Regions from separate parts of the Mus musculus genome. Here region 1 is linked to region 2. The links are chromatin loops, found by intact Hi-C in ENCODE. Cell type or tissue: heart. All regions are shown on one strand. Each heading gives the region's core, and the rest is flanking DNA. Links, peaks and the distances in the headings are about the cores only. Region 1 has its middle 21 kb from the start of Gm52731. Region 2 holds the start of Gm52733 (a long non-coding RNA gene).

What was found. Hi-C counts contacts between places; a loop is a spot of excess contacts. Peaks named below come from ENCODE experiments on the same cell type or tissue, not always from the same donor. Only the 100,000 strongest peaks of a DNase experiment are listed, where the experiment ranks them.
Region 1: it touches region 2 in a loop (4-fold over the local background); 16 of 42 quality-filtered maps call a loop at or near these places.

What each region holds. Positions count from the first base shown.
Region 1 is chr4:47,129,286-47,137,618 of GRCm38, reverse strand. No RefSeq gene overlaps it. Among named protein-coding and RNA genes, the nearest start is that of Gm52731, 21 kb to the right of the region's middle. In heart, for the core only: no CTCF peak of the experiment used is centred there; DNase peaks (open chromatin) are centred at 698, 5,078 and 7,878.
Region 2 is chr4:47,251,087-47,259,419 of GRCm38, reverse strand. Col15a1 (collagen, type XV, alpha 1) reads right to left here. Exons shown (of 40, transcript NM_009928.3): 6 at 5,286-5,430; 7 at 2,151-2,260; 8 at 616-750. Gm52733 (a long non-coding RNA gene) reads left to right here and starts at 7,343. Exons shown (of 3, transcript XR_003955398.1): 1 at 7,343-7,492; 2 at 8,231-8,288. In heart, for the core only: a CTCF peak has its summit at 6,607 (motif pointing left); DNase peaks (open chromatin) are centred at 3,549 and 7,519; H3K27ac peaks cover 489 bases.

The sequences.
Region 1 (8,333 bases), core at 236-8,235, 120 kb after region 2:
TTGCAAATCCACTCCTCCCCACCCCTGGGTGAACTTTCAGCTCATCTGGCACAAGGCATGGTCCTGACACAGATGTGCCTCCCTCAATAGTTCCTACCCACGATTCAGAAGCTTACTGTACGTTAGGGCCTATCCACTGGCCTTTCCTGGTAACCCAATACCATCCTAATCTGACAAGAACCAGACCATGCCTTCCTCCAGTCCCCTCTTTTGACTATGCAGTGACCCAATGTCATGCATATGACCATGCCTATACTCCAGCCACAGACAAGTAGAGGGCATGGGAGGGAATGCCTCTCTCCTCAAGGAAACAATGGAAACTTGAGGTCAGATGGCCTTGACTTGCTTCTCAGCCATGGCTCCTAGACAAGACGCTGCCTAAGTGTGCCACCTCGCCTGGAATTACCATCTGGAATCATAATTGTCATGGCTCATAGGATGGGATCAATGTCCACACTTGTGTTCCCACAGGGCAGAGCCCACTGCTCTGGTGCATTTAAGAGTGTCAACAGCTGTGGTGAGCTCCTAGAAGACTGTAGGGACCTCTCCTGGGTCCTGCCAGGCCCTTTCGTTCCTCAGAATTGGCCTCAGATGCTCAGGAAGGAAGCAGAAGGCCGAGTGGCCCATGGTGCTCCCCCACCCTGCTTGCTGCAGGGCCTTCCCTGAGGACAGCTGCTTCCTTTCACTCTTTTTAGAACCAGAAGACACGATTATGACCAAATTTAGCAAACAACCAAAAAAATGAAAATCCAACCCATATTTTAAAGTGCGCTTCTGCAACTCCACCCTCCGGAAGGGAAGTCTCCTCCGAGCCATGTGGGTGTGGATGGAGAGCTGAAGAGGCAGAGCCATGCTGTGTCACCATTCTGAGGGCAGTGGACATGGGCGGGGTCTCCTCACCAACGACAGACAACTGGCAAGAGCAGGGCCAGACTGGGGTCTGGGGGGGTCCATAGCCAAGAGAAGCCATCTCTTGGCTATAGCGGGGGAGAAGAGATGCTTCTACACTCCAGATGTCAGACTCGGTAGAATGGCCCTCTTTAGACGGGCTCTACTCTTAGTACATTGTTCTACTGTGCTTGCTGAGGAGCACAGGAAACCCAGGCACCAGTGCAGACTGCCTTACACTATCATAGCAGCCAAGTATTAGGGGCTGCACATGACAGGCACACTGGACAGGGGGATTGAAAACTATTATTTCCAGGAATTCTAAATGAGCCCAGCTATGTCTGAGAGATTTTCAGAAGCGGGGAGAGGTGCCTGGGAGCCAGAATGAGTGAGGCAGGTACACCAAGCATAGGTGCCAAGGCTTGCCCTGCAAAGTACAGCATCTGAGAGCCAGGCCTGACGAGGCTGTCCTGAGAGACGCTGTTTCCTCTGGCTAAATTAAGAGACAAAGCGACCAGATTAGACAAGGCTATAATCTCATTAGACTCAGTATCCCTCAGCCCAGATGGGAACCAATCTCTCCTCAGCTAGAAAAACACGACAGGGCCAGCAAGATGGCTCTGTACATAAAAAGTGCAAGCTTGATGTCATGGCTTCCATCCTCAAGACCTCGGGGAGAAGAAGAGAACTTACTCCTCCAAGTTGTCCTCTGGCCTGTATACATCCCCCAACTCTCAAATGAAATGACGAAAGCATGCATCTATAATGTACAAACACTTCCGTTGTGAGGTTGTCATGAAAATTCAATGTATGAAAGTCAGTCATCATGGTGTCTCATACACGCAGTACACACAGTAAATGGTGTTCATCATTGTTAGAAACTTTGGCATGTATGACAAAGTTGACAGCCGGGTGTAGTGACACACACCTATAATCACAGCCCTCAGAAGAATCAGGAATTTGTGGTCAGCTGGGGTTACATGAGACCCTCTCTCAAAAAAAAGGCAAGCAGAAAGCAAGCTAGCTAGCAAGAGGCAAATACGATCAAAGCTTAGTCGAGGCATTTCTCCCAGGAGTTGGAAGGTGCAAGATGAGTTTGTGCATGTAAGCCCAGGGGCCTAATTCTGCATCCCGTGAGGATGGACTGTGTTTACTGGGCATAAGGCTTTTCTTTTGGTTTGTTTGTTTGCTTTGTTTTGGTTTTTTTTTGAGACAGGGTCTTTCTACATAGTCCTCACTCTCCTAGAACTCACTATGTAGACCAGGCTGGCCTTGAATTCACAGAAATCTACTTGCCTCTGCCTCTGGAGTGCTGGCATCATTCAGATGGTCAGCCACGCAAAGGAAGCTGTGGTCAAGGAAAGACTGTTAGGGTCTCTGATCCAGCCTCAGCACACTTGGGCACGTGGACCTGAAAGTCTTCAATCCCCACCACAGAGATGCTTGCACATCCATGTCTACTGCAGCACCATTGACTGTTGGCAAAATATGAAACCAATCTAGATTGCCAGCCACAGATAAATGTCTAAAGAGATTGTGGTACATATAGAGGATGGCTTTTTACTCAGCTGTGAAGAAGACTGGTGTTTTCATCTGCAGGAAAATGCAAGAACTGAAGATCATCAGGTCAAACACAAAATCAACCAGAGTCGGAAAGACAAATGTTTCTCTCATGTAGAATCTAGATTATGTACTCTATCTATCTATCTATCTATCTATCTATCTATCTACCTACCTACCTACCTACCTATCTACCATTTATCCATCATCTATGCATCAGTTATTATCTATCATCTATTATCTATTTATATATAATCTGTCTATTATCTATCTATAATCTATGTATGTATGTATACTATTATCTATCATCTATCTATAATCTATGTATATATATGTATCTTCCTACTATCTATAATCTACCTATCTATCTATCCATCTATCATTCTATATATCTATGAATATCACATAAAAATAGAAAGGCACTACTTGGGGGCAAGAAAAAGACCAGTGGGGCATGAAAGAGAATAAGGGTACGTTTTTAGTTAAGACATATTCTCTCTCCCCACTACCCCCTCTCTCTTCTGCATTTGAAATGCTCACACACACATGTGCGAGTGTGCGCGCGCACGCACACACACACACACACACACACACACACACACACTAAGTGGAATGGCTTTAGCTTGGTGGCTCCTTCAACAATGCAACAAAAACAAAATGAAGCAGAAAATGAAAGTGAACAGAAGGCTAGAGGGAATGCTCCAGTGGTGCTGTCTCTGGACACAGAGTGAGTGGCTTCTTGATAATATGTTTTTGTAGTTTCTAAATTTTTGACAATGAGCTTACGTTTTTTGCTCTTATTATTTTTTACTTTGTTATTTAAAAAAATTGGAAGTAAATAAAAACACGCACTAAAATTAAGCAAATCAAAGATTATGCAACTTAATGAAATTATGAAATGTTAGAATTGGCTTATTTTTTTGTAATCATATGAAGGGAATAAAGTGTTAAACACAGCGGCACACACCTCAGGAAGCCAGCCTTGTATGAGACTGTGGGTGTGGGTTTAGTTCTGAAGCTCCCAAGCCAAAATCTATTCCTATCAGAGATTCAGAGCAAGCAGGTGTCCTTATCCCTGCCAAGCCTGCTCCCTGTGTCCTTGCAAGAGAGAACAGACACCCTGAACAGGAACCCAGGAGGACAGTTCTAGGGTGTGAGGCCCAAGGATGGGGTCACGGAGGTCCTAGGAGCTCAGGTGGCACGGTGGAGATGGGAGTGTTTCACTCAGCTCTAGGGTCAGTCAGGCTTCAGGTCAACAGCAGTGTGGCTCTTTACACTAGGACTAGTCTCCCCATCTGCAATGGCTGGTGTTTATCACCAACATGACTCAGTCTACCCCACCCAGGAACTAGGCCTCTACAGGACCTTGCCTCTGGGGGATGATCTTAAGTTCCCTGATGTAGGCACCCATCTTAAGTGTGGGTGGAGTCACTCCCTGGGCAGGGCAATCTGGGTTGTATAAAATGAAGGAAGACAGCTGAGGACCGATAAACACCCACCTTTGCAGTGACAATTTTGGCATTTTGGTTGGTTCCTTTGAAAGACACAGAAATGTTATAGGAACCTGTTTTCATCGTAATCCCAGGTGTGAGAGATGAGGCTGTTGCTTCAGGTGGTCCACGGCAGCTGACTATGCTGTGCCTCCTGCTCTAGCAGGGGCGTGATTTTTCCCAGCAGCAGATCGTTTCTGCGACTGTGTGACATTTGGAATTCTGGGGACTTTTCAGAGGGTATATAAGAGCCAGGGTCTTATTGTTGGTTGGATACTGCTGGTTATTGGTGGCCGAGGTTTAAGTAGTTATGCACAAAGAAGAAAGAATAAACTAAGGTATCCTGACGATAAAGATCAAACTTGCCCCAAGGAACTCAACAGGAAGCAGTCTAATGGCAATGTTGTCCCCTCTCCCCTGTATCCTTTTTTCTTTCCTATCTAGTCTTGGGGTTGAAAGGGTGGAAACAAAGGGGTGGGGCAGGGTGGAAGAAAGAAGAACCCACAAAGTAGCCAAAGACTGGCTACACGCCCCTCTCTGTTTCTTGACTGTGCCTGCTGCTTAGGCTCTTCTCCCTTGACTTCCCCACCACAACAGACCTCATAGGGCTGTGCACTAAAACAAACCCTTTCTCCCTCAAGTTGTTTTTTTTTTTTTCAGAGTATGGATAACACAGCAACAGGATAGACCCAAAGGCACCATCAGAAGGTGGCAGAATCAAGCCTGCTCTACTTTGAATCAAAGACAGTATTGAGCTAGGACAGACCCTGGGCCAGCAACAGGAAATGAGAGTTCTGGCGCTGTGTGACACTGGTCTGGTACTTTCCCTCTCTGGGCCTCTGGTTTTCCATCTGTAGTTGGTGGAGTTGGACAGAGTACGTTCTCACTGGCTTTCCAGCTTGAAGACAACAGTGGTGTGACAGCACAGAGCCCTGGCCACCCTGTCTTCATGGCCTGATAGACTGAGGATGCCTTTGGGCCCTATTGTTCTAGCCCTGCCTTTAATGAGGCCACATCTGGAGTGTATCTCCGCTGAGCCCTGTTGTGTGCAGCTCCTCACAGCTGGGTCCCCATAAATCAATTTGTTCTATGGACAAGTTCCCAGAACCATCACAGATTCTGACCCAGAAAAGCAGTTTTTATTTCCCTGCAGTTTCTGGTTCCAAAGGCTGTGAAATGAAGTCCACTCACATTGGGGCAAGCTCTCAGCTTCTCCAAATTCCAGCCCAGAGGATTTCAGAGGAGCCACGTGTCTTCAGGCAGGAAGCATGAACCAACCCCTTCTGGTTCCTTTGAGAGGTTGGGGTGGCACCCCAACTCCACGATGAAAAGACAGCGGAAATGATCCCCCCGGACTCCTATGACTCTCAGATTCTTATTCTCCTCAGAGATCTTAGTAATTTTGGAGAAGAAGAATAAAGAAAATTCACCCCTGTGGAGGGAGGGAAGCCTGTGCTCTTTAGCTCTGCAACAGACACCACTCTGTCCCCAGCTCTCTCTAGGTCTCAGACATTGGAGTCCTGCCTGGGTGGGCTCTGCATCCCTCCCTCAGTGAGTGTTCCCTGTGCATCATCAAATTGGCTTGGGGGTTGGGAGGAGCAGCATTTCACCCTAACTCAGATGAAGCTCCGTGCTCCCTCCCAGCCCAGACCCTACTCTCCTTATCCTTGGTTGTGAGCGGCTCATCAGTAAGGTGGCTTGCCCAGAGTCCAAGCAGCCAAACTGAAGGTAGCACCAGTCTCAGCTACAGCACCACCCGACCTCACCTCTCCTGACCACCTAAGTCCACCCTTGGCCCTTAGTTGTCTCTCTTGATAAGGGTTTGGAATCAGATTCCACTTAGAGGTGTTCTTAAAGATACATCTTTGTCTTTGTTTATTTGTATATTTGTTTATGTTATTTGCTATTCTTATTTATTGAACTTCCTCTGTAGACAAGGCTGGCCTCAAACTCACCGCAATCCTTCTGCCTCAGCCTCCCAAATGCTTTAACTAATGACATGAATCACCACACCTGGCTGAATGACAGTTTTTATCAACAAGAATCCATGTGTGGCTCAGGAGGCTTCTGAGAAACAGCAGCCCCCTGTCCCATCGCTCTTTGCCCCTGGACCGAAATGACCCTTAGACTTCCTGAAACTCTTGGAATCTAATTTTTTCCAGGGAGCTAAAGTAATTATGGGTAAGACGAGTTGAAAAATTAAAACTATGGAGGATGGCTGAGGCTTGGTCATCTCTGAAGATCTGTGCTTTTCTGTTCTGCTGTAGCAGACATCACAGGACCCTGGTGAAGAGCAACAATGGGGTTTCTCTTCACTGACACCTCTGTCCCCAGCTATCTCTGGGAATAAGCCAGAGCAAAAAGTACCACCGCTTGGTCTATGCTCCCGGCCCTCCCCTTCCCATCCAGTGAGTGTTCCCACTCCAGACTGAGAGCTCACCCTCATGCTTGCATACTTATTCCTGGATTTGCATCCATGTTCAAATAGCATACTACCCAGCTTCCTCAAGATGTTTCCATCTTAAACTATTATTATTATTATCATTATTATTATTATTATTATTATTATGACTTCCTGGTAGGGAAAACAGAGGAGTTTGTTCTTTTATACCACCAGCTCTCTCCACCTTTGTGGGTGGGGGAGGTGCAGGTTCTTATATATCCCAGGCTAGCCCTTCATCTTCCCAGCTCCACCTCCTGGGTGGTGGGATGTTAGGTAGGTTCCATTGTGATCAGCAGGCCTTTTCCTTCTTGTAGATACACACACACACATACACACACACATTCTGCCCTGTCTATCCCACAGCCTACCCAGCAACATCACTTGCATCACCTCTGAGGTATCTGAGGTCAGTGTGGCCTGGTCAGAAGCTAATTCAGACCTCCAGTTAAATGTAGATTTAATGTTGGCACTTGCTTCTCTCCCTCGTAAATTATGAAAACCACACCCCAGCAGGATGGTGGAAGCAGCAAGGCTGGAGGGCTATCCTCGGGCAGAGGAGACTCCAGAACATCTGCTTTCTTAAGGACCATCCAGGGGGTAAGAGCAAACACACTGGGTGGCCTCCAATGAGATCTAGAGCAAGAATAGAAGTCCCAGGGAGACCTATGCCAGCACCACCTGGATGTATGTTAGGATGTGTGTTTAGTGGCAGGAGATAGGCTGAGGCTGGCTGTGTGTGCTGGAGACACAGATGGGGGATTTCTGCAGGGACGGAGAGGTAAGCATTTGACTCCTGAAGTCCCTGCAGAGCCTACAGCAGTCACTTGCGTTCTCAGCTCTGTGATCCATGAGAATCCAGTGGTGCTCTGTCGTCCTTCTTGACTGACCACACCAGAGCTGTGCCAACGGGCACACACATCTGGTATATCCTTGTAGGGTGCTGAAATCTCTCTTAAGGCTCCCATGAGCAGCCTCTCTCACTGACCCCTGCCTTATAAAAATTTCAAGATGATTCACAGACATTTCATGATTCAGCAGTTGGGGCAGAAGCCTCCGTTCCACAGGGACTGAGTGGAAGATGGCGAGGAAGGGCTAGATGGAGCAATCACAGCTGATGTGGGCTCTGACTGTGGCCTCTCCAGCAGGGCAGCAGGGATCTCATAAGGCAAGACTGAGGAAATACGTCCCCCAGCCCCTGCCCTGTTTTAAAGAAAGAGATGGTAGAGGGTGAAGCCACAGATGGAATTCTACCTGCTCAGTGCATTCACATACGAGGGAGCGGCAGTCTGGCTCCTAAGTGGTTCCACACGTGGGGCACAGTCCCTGGCTTCTTCTTGTTCTGGAACTCTCTACAGAAATGTAAATCAGCCACAAAATCTTCTGTGCTCTCCAAGTGGGACAGACTCATTCATTCAGGCTGCTGATAGCTATTGTTGTGTAAGTGGGCTAAGAGTTGAGGAGCCGGCCTAACATCAGGGTGTGGGAGCTATGGGCCCCTTGGGGACCTGTGAGTCACTTTTTCTCCCCTCTGAGAAGCAAGAGAGCAGCAACCACTCAACTCTGGAGTAAGTCCAGGGTGCTATGTGACCTAAGACCAGTTCTCAGCCCTCTTCAATACTTCTATCTAAAACAGGGCCAGGGTCTGTGTGGCCTGGCATCTTGGCAGGTATTTTGCGAATCCAATGAGCTCACTGGTAGAATGTGCTTACAATAGTGCTTTGGTTGTGGTAATTATAATCATCCTGAGTAAAAGCTGCACAGGGGAAGCCACAGTGCCCCCCTCCCCCGCCGACCTGACAAGCTCAGACAACATAACCCCTGTAGAAAGCAAGTCTCCAAAGCTATGAATAAAGAAATGGAGGATACAGCTTGTTCTTCATTTCAATTTTATTCTATGAGTGTTTTGTCTGCATGTGTATCTGTGTGCCACACTCATGCCTGGCATTTGAGGG
Region 2 (8,333 bases), core at 198-8,197:
GCCAAAGCAGTTGTTCTAGAATCCTAATCCTATGAAGATCTCTCCACCCTCTCCTTTCAATGGCTGCAACTTCACTATAGGTTGTCAGGCTGCCCAGCAGAAGCCTTCATGTACTGGGCCTCTCCAGATCCATCTTCTCAGCTTTAGGTGACATCAGGATGTCCCCCCCATTCCCCTGCAGACCCCAAAGGCACCCTGTACTTCATCAGTTCTTGTGTGGCCTCTGGGTCTTTGCTCCTCTAACCCTCACCTATAACATCTACCTATGCCATTGGCCTGGATACTTCCCTCAGACTCTCAGGTTCACCTTCTACCTTTCTGAACCCCTTTTCTATACTCACAAGTTGTTTTGGGGACTTCTATGTCCCTTAATCATTGTGTCTTGGGAACTCAGCCTATCCTATTGACCATCAGTCCTGGCTAGCAGGACCAGTGCCTGGTGTGGCACAATGCTCTACAAGCCTCTCCCAGTGAGTGAATGCCCTGCAGCCAGTTGCTCGTGCCCACCTGGATTCGCCCCATAGTATTGCTACTCTGCATTGTGTAGACAGGAGGCTAGTGCCTGCTTCTACCAGGAACAAGCCCTAGCAGGGGAAGTATGCTTAAGCTACTCACCGGAGTGTCCACTTCCCTGATGCTCTGGGTAAACATGGCCAGGGTGGGGCTCCCAGTGGGCATACTGCCATTCTCTGCTTCCAGGACAGTGGTGACAGGCACACTGGCCTCCCCAGTTGCTGTTGCTGATAACCCCTGAAAACAGGACATGGTGAGAGACCCTGCTGTTGGTCCCTTAGCTCTGATCAACAAGCCTATGGCTGGAGAGAACTGAGTACCTGGGTCTTCCACCTACATACACCCTGCCAGCTGACATCCCTGCAGCTCCCTGACCTTAGGAACCTCCACATTTGTGACTTCACCACAGAAGTCTCAGACCAGTCCCAGACTTGCAAAATCCAGGGGACAGAGGACATCTCCGAGACATTGATGTCTCACATTTCATGCCAACGTCTGTTTACACACTGGGTGACCATAGGTCACTGATTCCTGAGTCAGCTGGCTCCAGCTCTGGACACTGTTTAGACACACAGACCTCCTGTGACCACTCCTGTACATCTATCCAGACATAAGTATAATGACATTGCTCTTGTGGTTTCAGCTATGTGCAGGCAGGACTCTGTCCCCAGTGCACGCCAGTGCTAACCTGCCTTTCTCTCTTTCTCTGTCATTTAGTTTCCTCTGGGAAAAGAAAAGATGTCTACAAGGTCTCAGAACAAATGGGGAAATGGAACAGCTGTAGCTGCCGGTGTCATAAAATGCCACATATTTGCCAGGAACGATGGTGCACACATTTAACCCCTGCACACAGGAGATAGAGACAGGCAAATTTCTGTGAGGTTGAAGACAGTAGCCTGGTCTATATAGTGGTTTACATAGGATGTGGGGATGGCATGTTATTTTTGTTTTCTAGGGTTTCATGTGGGGTGAATTAGGTCTGAGTGCACATGTGTATATGGTCATGTTCATGTATGTATGAGCGCATGGGAGTCTTCACCCATGGCTCTCCGCCTTATTTTTGAGACAGCGTCTCTTGCTAACTCTGGAGCTTACCAGTTCTAGGAGGCTGAATGGCTACCAAGCGTCTAGGATCCTTTTACCTGACTCCCTGGCACTCATACTGGGGTAACAGACCCGTCACTGCCACCAGCTCTTTCATGGGCTGAGTATCCACACTCAGGCCTTCATGCGTGAGTGTACACAAATCATGTGTGTGTGTACACAAATGCTGGAGTTGAGAAGATGGTGCTCTGCCCCTATCAGATCAAGCCATTTCTCAAACTGGCTTTGTAAAGATGAAAGACAATTGCTAAGGAGGGCGTGGGCAAGCCTGCAGTTGACCCTGTCCTGTCCTGCGGTCTTCATAAGGATCCCATACATCATGAGCATGCTACATTTGTATTTATCGCCAATCATGGGTGAAGACAAGCTGGGGTGGTTTCTCCTCCACCCTCGCTGGTGTGTCCCTGGAGCTTGACCACTGTGCTCTTTCCATACCACAGGACATCAGTCCTGGTGACATTCAACTAAGACCTCTCCATGAACACCCCCCCCCCGTTAGGCTATCGAATAAAGTTTACCACTCATTCACTCACCTGACCATCAGTGACGTTCAACAAGGCTCCATCCCCTGAACCATCATCAGTACCAGGGTCCCCATCCATCGCATGGACCTCCAGCGTATCATTCAGGATCTCACCAGACCCTACAGGGAGCAGAAATTGTGATGTCAATAACTATGCTTTGCAGTCTCGGAAGAGAACACGGCAACTTTGTACATAGTAACTTGGGAAGATGTCAATGACTCCGAGATAGAGGACCAGGAGGGAAGAGGCAGCCTAGAGAACGGGACAAGGACCTAGGGCCTGGTGGCTTCCATCATGCGTGCTGGCACCTCTTGCTGCCTGAAATCATGCTTTGCCATGCCCCAGAATGTGACGTGGGGCAGATACTTAACCTGTGTCCCAAGTTCCTCCATCTATGAGTGGGGATCATGATTCCTACCTCGGAGGGTAGAAACTATTCTGATGACTCTGTATTATCCGACCGAGATGATTTGAGGAAAGTGTACTGGACAGTGCCAGGCACATAGCAAGTCACTCACAAATACTCATTAGCATTGGAGTTCTATACTCACGGAAGAGAAAGGTGACTACCTATGCGTGCACGTGTTTTCTATCATTCTGTGTGATTATTCTATTACATATGTATGCTATGTAGTAAATATTACCTAGCACACATATTGTTTGTGTAGGTGTTTAAATAATTATGTGCATATACCGCTAAATCACAGTGCTGAATGTTGGCTTCTTCCAGATTACAGGAGTGGAAAGAGAAGAGATTATCATTTCGTCGTCGGTCTCACCGCTGTTCCTACAACCCTATGAAGACTGAATACACATTTGTGGAGAGGGCTCTGAATGGCTATTCGCTGTGCCACCAACCTCCTGCCAGACCAGATTTCCTCATTCTCAGCTTCCTTGATAACACTCCAAGGCAGGTATCTTGCTCTAATCACAACTTTAAAATAGTAATAATAATTATTATTAATTACTAGTATTAGTAGTAGTGTTAAAGACTTAGCATTGGATGTCCTGCAAGCTAAGAAGTACTCTATTACTACGCTGTATCTCTGGCCCTCTTTGTGCGTGTGCGTGTGCGGGTGCGGGTGTTTTATTTTGAGAAAGGGTTTCACTAAGTTGCCTAGACTGGCCTTGAACTTATGATATATTCCTGTTGTCGTCTCCTAATTGGCTGGGATTACAGGCCTGTGCTACCAAATCTGTCTTATCCTGATTACCCTTCTGCAGAGGAGCAAAATCACAGCAAAAGTAGTGACTGGGAGCAGCTGGTAAGACAGACAAGCTTGTCTCCATGCAAGACTTTCTTCATACGTGTAGCATTCACATGTCCCCTCACATCTTCAGCAGCCCCTGTGTGACCACTGAGAACTCCAGGAGTGTTCTGTCCCGCATTGGCCTGTGCTTGGATCCTCCCTGCTCTGACCACCAGGGGGTGCTATACAAGCAGCTACCCTGGCTGGAGCTGGGGCAGACACTGTCAGAAAGCCTCAATTATCAGAGAGCCAGGCAGATGGTACTTGGGCTACAGGCTTCCTTCTCTCCACCATCCGGGCTGTTAACTCACCAAGAAAAGGAGCACTTGGGCTAGCTCTGGGTTTCCCTCTGGCCGTCTGTCAGCTAGATGAGGAGCAAAGCTGTTACTGGGTATCGGTGAGAGGCTCTTCTCAGGTGGAAGTCTCGGCCTCCATTTAGATCTTGCCTTCTCAGACTGGAAAAGCCACCCTGCCTATTGCCCTACTCAGACCAACACAACAGTATCCATGCCTGATGATGTTTCTGTGTTGCTAGGAGCATGGAAACCACAGTGCAGCCTACCCTCTCATTCACCAGGAAGCATGGATGGTTACAATTCACCAACGAGAATTAAGAAAGGTTGCAATCTCAGCCATGCCCCAATGCAAATAGGCAACCGCGGAGGGCTTCTCTCAAAGCTGGCTGGCATTCCTTCTGCCCTCCCGGCTTCCTACTGCCACATCTTCAAGACTCCTTAGTTTCATTGTAACATTATTAAATTATTTATAATTTCCCTGTCTAGTCCTCTTGGTGTCTTACCCATAGACTCCCCAAGTTCCGTTGTTAAAATAACTCTCATTAGCCAATGGCAGAAGCAAAGAGATCAAGAACACTACTACCGTAAAAGATGTTTTGAAACACAGAAGTTAAACAGCGAGAATCAAAACCACCTGCAGTCCTACCCCACACTGGATGTTGTACCAAATGGCTAATGCATCCCCCAAACATGCGAATAACATGTGCTCATAGCGTTGGCTTTAGTAGTTTTGAAATCCACTCTTATGGTGAAGGCTCCACAGCATGTCTTTAACTCATCAGCTCATCCCCATCACGTGGATACAGGACATTGTGTTTGCTTAACAAATCCTTGCTACAGGCAATTTGGATGAACAGTGCTGCTGGAAATCACCTTGCCTCTACATCTCAGAGCTCTGGCCTTTGCTGCAGCTAGGGCTACACGAAACGGTATCCTCAGGCCACGGGTGCATGTCAGTCTGCTGCTTAGGGGGAGTCACAGATGTTCTCTGGGCTTTTGCTTGTGCACTGCAGTGGCGGCGGGGGGGGGGGGGGGCAGAAGCAGAGGAGCAGCAGGAAGGGATCTGAGGCTTGCTTTCGGTTGTCATTTACCCACTGGGTGACCCATGCCTGTTTCTAGCCATCAGTTAGCTGACCAGATCCTCTGAGATCCAGAACGTAGGTAGCAGAAATCAGAACAAGTGGAGATTCGGAGATGGGGCTGTGAGCTTGTGAACACACTCCCTGGCCTTTTCCAGGGGTTGACTTTTTCCACTGGTAAAATTGCAGCTAGCTCTACTGACTAGATGGCACCGTGGAACTGGAGAAGTATGTACACACTCGGCACACAGTAGGTACACAATTAGCTGCAATGCTTCTTTTAAGCTTTCCTATAGAGAAAGCAGAGGGAAGTCTGAAGAGGGTTTCAAGCTCAGACATTGGAGAGCAAGTGCCAGCTCTGTTGCTAACGGGCCATACAGTCTTGGAGGGGCTACCTGATTTCTCTGTGACTCAGTTTCCCTTGAAGGGAGAAGGGATGATGACGTGAACTCTGTGTGTTGAATACGTGTCGATCACTCGGTGATAGACCGCCACTCACATGTGCGTGTCAGGACTTGCCTTGCTCAGGGCTGCTGTGTCCAATGATGCTCAAGTTCGTTTCTGGGGTTCCTTCTGGTACCGGCTCACCAGAAAGCTCCGAGTCCTCGGCAGGAGAGGATGAAGTAGGGGGCACGCTTATGGGATCAACGTGTGATTCTTTAGGCTGAAGAGAGAAATGAAATTTACTTTTAAAAAAGTAAATTTATGTAAAAAGGGATTTACTTAACGGTGAATCGGGAAAATAATTTATCCTTGGAATTCTGAATAATCCCGAATGCCTACATTGGCCGTGTCTCTGGGTAGCATCGTACCTCCCAGGTTAGAAAGAGGTATGGGCTGGGTGTCATTCCATCCCACTCACTGCCCAGGGAGACATTGCTGATCTCAGAGTAAGGCTTCTAAGCTCAGAGACCACACTTCCGAGATGCCCGGGTCTCAGGCTAGCACAGAGCAGATGATGGATTCAGGAGTGTGTGGCAGTTATCTCAGTGAGTCAGGCTGCACTGTAACACCGGATAAACCCAGCCCCAGAGCAGAACGGTAGGCAAGGCTCTGACAGCGATGGCTGTGTCCATGTTCTTCCTCTACAGAAGACCTGCATCTGTATAGCTTCTCCAAAGCCAGGTAATGTCTTAACCAGTCTTACTAACTAGGGGAAAACAAAACCCAACGGCTGGAAATAAAGCAATTCAGAAATTCAGGCAGGAAACTCAGTGCTGGTACTAAATGTCTGGACATCAACCCTAGATGCTGGGAGCAGTTTGTGAAAGCCAGGGTTGTCAGCCTTCAGTCTCTTCATTTTTCTAAGCTCCAGCAGGTCACCGGGAAGGATGGAGGGTTGAGTGGAAGGGTTTAATGTTGTACTTAGCGTGTGGGAAAGAAACCCATCTCTGCTGTGTTAAGACACTAAGTTTTCAGGCTCATTTGCTGCGGCAGCACTCCTTGAACATCCTAACAAGATCAGGCACAACTCTTGATGTCAGACTCCACTGGGTAAATAGTGAATGTTCAGCCCATCATAACAGGGAGGACTGTTAGGAGGAGCCCTGTGACTTCAGAGTTCATAGTTCAGTCCTTACTGTGAGACATGGGTGGGATGTCTGCTTTCTATTTAGTTGACTGACCTATTTTTGGACAAATCATACTGCCTCGCCAGGCCTAAGCTTTCTCCTCTGTACAATGGGGACAATAAAAAATATTCCACAGAAGATGAAGAGATGGCTCAGAGGTTAAGAGTACTGGCTGCTCTTCCAGAGGACCCAGGTTCAATTCCCAGCACCTGTTTGGTATTGTGCAACTGGTTCTTACTCCAGGGGAGCTGGTGCCCTCTTCTGGCCTCTGTGGGCACTGCACACATATGATGCACAAACATGAAGGTAGGCAAAAGACTCATACACATAAAATAAAAATAAATCCGATAAAAGGAACCAGGTCAGTGGTGAGGGAGGGAGCGGCTCAAAGGGTGTAGACTAGGGATACTGAAGACCAGCCCAGGAGCCTTTAGTCAGGCACTGAAAAAACCCAAACAGCAGGAGCTAGGCAGGGGTGCTGAAAGAGTGAGCACCCTAGGAAAAGCAGTAAAACCCAGCCGGGACTGGCCTCCACGGATGCCAATGGCTGGAAGCAAGGATACGTTGTAAGACACATGGGCCTCAGGAGCAGACAAGGCTGAGGAAAGCAGGGAGACAAGCCTGAAACAGGGTGAGCTATTGTTACTCAAGGAGATCTCAGGAAGAGTCATTGACTAGCCTTTCAGCCAAAGTCTAACTGAATCTTAGGCAGGCAGCCATGGCCGCCTGGGCCCTGCTTTGGGGAAAGGTGAGATTCCAGGCATCCCACTCTGTGGAGAAAGTGAGGTGCCTCATCTCAAACACACGGCTCTTGGCTGCAGAAGGAATACGGGCGAGGAACCAAGTGTGGGCTGTGACAGTGTAGGCAGATCTAGTCTGAAGACTTCCGTGCCTTTTCAAGTTATTGTGGAGGTGTGTTTGTGTGGCTTTGCTTTGCTTTTGCCCACCCTCACAGTCACAATCGGATGTGCTCACTCACAGGTAGGTTCCTGTGGATCCACTATGTGCCCGGCTGTGGGCTGAGCCCTGGGGCACAGAACAGCCTCACAGGCTGTTATCACAGAGCACACAGGACAGCAGAAGCAAGAGCCAAGCTGGAAACAGGGGCATGGAAGCAAGTGGCCTCATGGGAGAGGATTTGGCCTGGATCCTGAGGTGGATAAGAATTTGCCAGAAGGAAGGAAGGAAGGGCGGGTGGAGTGGGGGTTCCAGGCAAGCAGAACTGCACAGAGCTGTCGGAATTGGAAGTCCCAGATGGTATGTCTGGGAAGCCGAGAGCCCTTAGGTGTGGCTGGAAGAGGTCCTGGCTGTGTCTGGGAATCACCCTCAGAGCTCTCTGCCAGTGTAGATTCTTGCTTTGCTCAGACACGCTGAACACCCCAGGGAAGCAGCCCTGGGGCTTCTTTAGTAAAGATCTCTGTCGGTTCCACACACATTTGGGTACAGGTGATTCATGTGTACAGCCAGAGCTGAGAAACAGAAGTTAATTCTAACTCAGCAGAAGGTACTTTTTTTTTTTTCAGATATGCAAAGGCACATGAACAGGAGCTGGCTCGGCAGGAGAGAAAGGCATGGGGCAGCAGAGGTGCCGACCCTAAACAGGACGAGCAGGGAGGGCTGGACAGGCTGTCTCTGGCTCTGTTTGTCAGTTAGAGTCCATGTCCCGGAGGGTAGCAAGCTACAAAGGCTGAAATGGAGAAGTGAGATTCTGACCAAGAAAGAAGCCAGACAGAGAAAGGAAGGGCTGTCTGAGACCAAGAGGGAAATTCCCTGTGCCAAAAAAGAGCCACGATGCCCTTTAAGGTAGAGTGAGGGTGTGGCCCAAGATGTGGCTCTGTCACCTTCAGGCCATGTGGCCTCAACAACACTGCTGTTCCACGCCCTCTCCTATAGAACAGACCACAGAAGCCCTCTCTGACATGAATCTGAACTCAGCAGCGCCCTCTGGAGGGTGAGCATGTGTAGGTGGAGGAACGAATGTAGAGGGACAGAAGAA